2 separate regions of the Homo sapiens genome follow, and region 2 is linked to region 1. A link is an interaction called in ENCODE POLR2A ChIA-PET data of the cell type or tissue named here. Cell type or tissue: A673. All regions are shown on one strand.

Region 1 (2,500 bases):
TTCTCACAGGTTCCTGGGGCTCTATCGAATTTTTCTCCCATTTTTCTCTCTGTTGTTCAAACTGGAAAATTTGTATTGATTAATCTTTAAGTTCACTGATCCTTTCCTTTTTCATCACCATTCTGCTATTGGGTCCATTCAGTGTATTTTTAAATTTCAGTTATTATATTTTTTAGTTCTGAATTTTCCATTTGATTCTTCCTTATATCTTCTATTTAATGGCTGAAACTTTCTCCCTCTCCAGTCCCTCCTGCTGATTTGCCCTTAGTTGTTATAGCATTTTCATAACTGCTTTAATGTCTTTGTGAGATAATTCCAACATCTGTGTCATCTCGTCACTGACGTCTATTGAACTATCATTGTCCACACAACTTCAGATTTTCCTCATTCTTTATGTGTCAACTAATTTTGAATTGTATTCCAGATATTTTGTCTATTATGTTATGAGACATTGGGTCTTGTTTATATCCTATGGAGAATGTTGATATTTTTGTTTTGGGGGACCATAGTTAGTTAGGTTCAACAGTTGGAAGTTTCCATGAGCCTTCTGTGAGCTACAGTTCCGATACCAGTTCAGTTTTCAAGTCTTCTTGCAGGGCTATTTGCATCTGTCCCATGTGTGCACTACACATTAACCAGTTTGAGACTTGGCTAATGGAATATGCCACTGTTCAGTTCTCAAAGTATGTAGACTGTTAAGAGCAGATCCTCATATGCACAGCTCAGGAATAAGCTTATAAACACAGATAACTTTAAGAGGTTGCTTTCCTGAGCTTATCTCACTCTGCAATGTTCCAAGTATTTTTTAGTAGGCTGGGGTTCCCCTTTACTTGTTATCCAACCAGAAAGCTGCGGCTTTATTCACTCACACTTCCTGCAACTATGCTAAACACTAGGGGGGTGAGGGAAGGGGAGACTTACTCCATTCTCTTGTATCTACAACTCCTATAATTGAAACGGACATTCAACTCTGAGTCTTAGGCTCTGCCTGTCCCCGCTTCTCCTGCCACTGCCACTGCTACCACCGTTGCTATTGCCACAATACTGTTCAGAGACCGGGGCAATGCAGAAGAGAAAAAAGAAACAAAAAGAGGAGAAAAAGAGGTACAATTCATACATTCTCTGAGAGTTAGAAGACCCCTTTCCCACTAGAGCTATAAACAGCTATAAATAATGTCATCTTCTAGACTTTAGGCAACACTGAGTTCAGGCTTCTGCTGAATATTAATTAAGATGTACACATGAAAGAGGAAAACACTACAAGGCTAGCCAGGCTCGGTGGCTCATGCCTGAAATCCCAGCACTTTGGGAGGCTGAGGCAGAAGGATCACTTGAGCGGAGGAGTTCAAGGCCAACCTGGACAACACAGTGAAATCTCGTCTCTATAAAAAGTCAAAAAAAAAAAAAAATTAGCTGGGTGTGGTGGTGCATGCCTGTAGTCCCAGATATACAGGAGTCTGAGGCAGGAGGGTATCTTGAACCCAGGAAGTCAAGGCTGCAGTGAGCCGTGTTTATCCACTCCACTCCAACCTGGGTGACGGAGCAAGACTGTCTTTAAAAAAACAAAAAACAAACAAAAAGCCCTACAAGGCCAAGGAAAGATTGATCAGGAAGCTATATGCTACAGAATTCCAAGCACTCCCACAGAGATGGAAGATGTTCAAGTGCCAGGGAGGCAGAGTGGTGAGTCAACACTGAACATTTGAGATTTCTGTTATAGACCTCATACAGAGTCATGTGTCCTATATGATCTCTCAGACTGCAAATACGATGGATTAGACGCCTGTGATTAGGTTATACTATATGATACTGTCAGCTTTAAGGAGGGCAGAGAATCCTCAGTGAGACTGACTTATTTGTTGAACCCTTAAAAGACACTCAGCTCTTCCTAGCAAAAGAGTCAAAGAATGAGAAAATTTGATGCGTGAGAAATTTTCCAGACTTAAAAGTTAGACAGGGCCACAGGGCAAGGATCTGAGAGCTGTCTCTAGTTACAGAGAGAAGACCCCAGCCAACAGCCAGCAGGGAATTGGAGACTTCAGGCCTACAATCACATGGAACAGAACTGGGCCAACAACTTGAATCAGTTCAGAAGCAGACTCTTTCAGAGCTTTCAAAAAGGAGTGCAGCCAAAGTACACCTAGATTGCTGAGCTAGTAAGTAAATGTTGTTTTAAGTTTATGGTATTTTGTTATCCAGCAACAGAAAACTAACATAAGGGACTACTATGAACTTTATGCCAATAAACAACAACAAAACAAATTCTCTGAAAGACAAAAATTACCAAAATTGACACAAAAGAAACAGAAAATCTGTCTACCATACCCATTAAATAAATTTTGAATTTCTTTCTTTTTTTGTTTTGTTTTGTTTTGTTTTTTTGAGATGGAGTTTCGCTCTTGCTGCCCAGGCTGGAGTGCAATGGTGTGACCTCAGCTCACTGCAACCTCCGCCTCCCAGGTTTCAGTGTTAGCCAGGATGGTCTCGATCTCCTGACCTC
Region 2 (2,500 bases), 97 kb after region 1:
CCGGGCATGGTGGCATGCACCTGTAGTTCCAGCTTCTCAGGAGGCTGAGGCAGGAGAACAGCTGGAACCTGGGAGGTTCAGCCAAGTTCACGACACTGTACTCCAGCCTGGGCGACACAGTGAGACCCCGTCTCAAAAATAAAAGAAAAAGAAAAAGAAAATACGTAACTGCAGCCAGGTACGGTGGCTCAACACTTTGGGAGGCTGAGGTGGGTGGATCACCTGAGGTCAGGAGTTCGAGACGAGCCTGGCCAACACGGTGAAACCCCATCTCTACTACAAATACAAAAATCAGCCAGGCGTGTGGCATGCGCCTATAATCCCAGCTACTTGGGAGGCTGAGGCAGGAGAATCGGCTTGAACTCAGGAGGCGGAGGCTGCAGTGAGCCGAGATCACGCCACTGCAAATATATATATATGAAATATATATACAAAATATATATACATGAAATATATATACGAAATATATATGAAATATATATATGAAATATTTATACATGAAATATATATATGAAATATACATGAAACATATATACGAAATATATATACATGAAATATATATATATATATTTGCAGTGGCGTGATCTCGGCTCACTGCAGCCTCCGCCTCCTGGGTTCAAGCCGATATTTATCACTGCAGAAAAACGTTTTAGTTAACAAACTACATTTTTTTTCAGATAACACAATGGCAACAATTTGTAATGGTTTATGAAGCTACAAGAAAACACTGACTTTAATAGAATCTAAATACAACACCTGCCCATGGTCCCAGCTACTCTGGAGCCTGAGGTGGGGGGATCGCTTGAGCCCAGGAGTTACAGGCCAGCTGGGCAACACAGCAAGTCCCCATCCCTAAAAAAATAAATAAATAAATACAAGGCCTATACTAAATCAAGAATAAACAATTTTAAGTGATCATATTTCAACTATTTAATGAAATATGAATAGTTATTGTATAACTATGAACACGTAACTTGTCAGATGTAGTAGTAGACTGGCTACAGAAAAAAAAAAAAGCAACGGTCGGGCAAGGTGGCTCACGCCTGAAATCCCAGCACTTTGGGAGGTAGAGGTGGGCAGATCACGAGGTCAGGAGATCGAGACCATCCTGGGCAACATGGTGAAACCTCGTCTCTACTAAAAATACAAAAATTAGCTGGGCGTGGTGGCGCATGCCTGTAATGCCAGCTACTCGGGAGGCTGAGGCAGGAGAATCACTTGAACCAGGGAGTCAGAGGTTGCAGTGAGCCGAGATGGCGCCACTGCACTCCAGCCTGGCGACAGAGCGAGGCTCTGTCTCAAAAAATAATAATGAAAAAATTTTTTTAAAATAAAAAAACTATCAGTAGGCTAACTTATTAAACAGTAAAGGAAAACTTCAAATCGGGTTATAATTCTGATCATCTGAAATACTGATTACTTAAATCACAAGAGCTCATTCATTTAAGCAAGTAAAGTACAAATGTATCAAAATGGAGTTTGAGCTCTTGTTGACAGTTACCAATGACTCAGCAGGTAAGGAATTCATGGAATTCAGGTCTTCATGGTCTAGAAAGCACTGTAGCTAAACCACCCAGTTAATACCAAATCATCTGCTGGTTATCTAACTCCTTCCATCTTTTCTCAACTTCACAACTGCCATTACTTCTAAGTGGCAGGAGAAGAAGATAAATTTGAAATCAGTAAATATTATAAATTAGTTATTAGAAATACAAGAAAAAACTGTGGTCAGGAATGTGGTTAAACTGTAGTTTAAAACAAAGCCTTTGGATTACCCATGGATTTAGTTTAATCCATATAATCCTCCCCCTGCAGGCATGGATAATCAGGATCGCATTTCCCTTGAGGGCAAATCAGCATTTGCCTGGTGGTCTCCTGAATGCCTGAAGCACCAGAAGACAAACTACAGGACCAGGGATGCTGTCCTTGGGTTTACACTGGGGAGAATTCTGAGCTGCAGACCTATCTCTAGCAATACTATAATATAGGAGATGACTGTTGAGATTCACATTCTTGATTCCAGCAGTAAGCCAGCTACTCCCAGTTAAAGGGTCAACCTCAGGTGATCTGCTAAATATCTGAGGAGCTATTAAAAGAAAATAAGGAGATATGGCCGGGCGCGGTGGCTCATCCCTGTAATCCCAACACTTTGGGAGGCCCAGGCAGGTGGACCCACCTGACGCTGGAGTTTGAGACCAGGAGAATCACTTGAACCCGGGAGGCGGAGGTTGCAGTGAGCCAAGATCACGCCATTGCACTCCAGCCTGGGCAACAAGAGCAAAACTCCACTTCGGAAAAAAAAGAAAAGAAATGAAGGAGATATACATTCTCGGGGAGAAGGGGGGTCACAAAAAGAAAGATCCTAGGCTGGGTGCCATGACTCACACCTGTAATCTCAGCTCTTTGGGAGGCCAAGCAGGCAAATCACCTGAGCTCAGGAGTTTGAGACCAGCCTGGGCAACATGGTGAAACACTGCCTCTACAAAATACCAAAAAAAAA

The links. Peaks named below come from ENCODE experiments on the same cell type or tissue, not always from the same donor. Only the 100,000 strongest peaks of a DNase experiment are listed, where the experiment ranks them.
Region 2: POLR2A ChIA-PET joins it to region 1 with 9 read pairs; 5 of 35 experiments call an interaction of 5 or more read pairs at or near these places.

Annotation. Positions count from the first base shown.
Region 1 is chr3:138,725,493-138,727,992 of GRCh38, forward strand. The region is part of intron 8 of PIK3CB (phosphatidylinositol-4,5-bisphosphate 3-kinase catalytic subunit beta); the gene reads right to left. Among named protein-coding and RNA genes, the nearest start is that of PIK3CB, 110 kb to the right of the region's middle. In A673, no CTCF peak of the experiment used is centred here; no DNase peak of the experiment used is centred here; H3K27ac peaks cover 568 bases.
Region 2 is chr3:138,822,402-138,824,901 of GRCh38, forward strand. The region is part of intron 1 of PIK3CB (phosphatidylinositol-4,5-bisphosphate 3-kinase catalytic subunit beta); the gene reads right to left. Among named protein-coding and RNA genes, the nearest start is that of PIK3CB, 11 kb to the right of the region's middle. In A673, no CTCF peak of the experiment used is centred here; DNase peaks (open chromatin) are centred at 1,530 and 1,840; H3K27ac peaks cover 1,251 bases.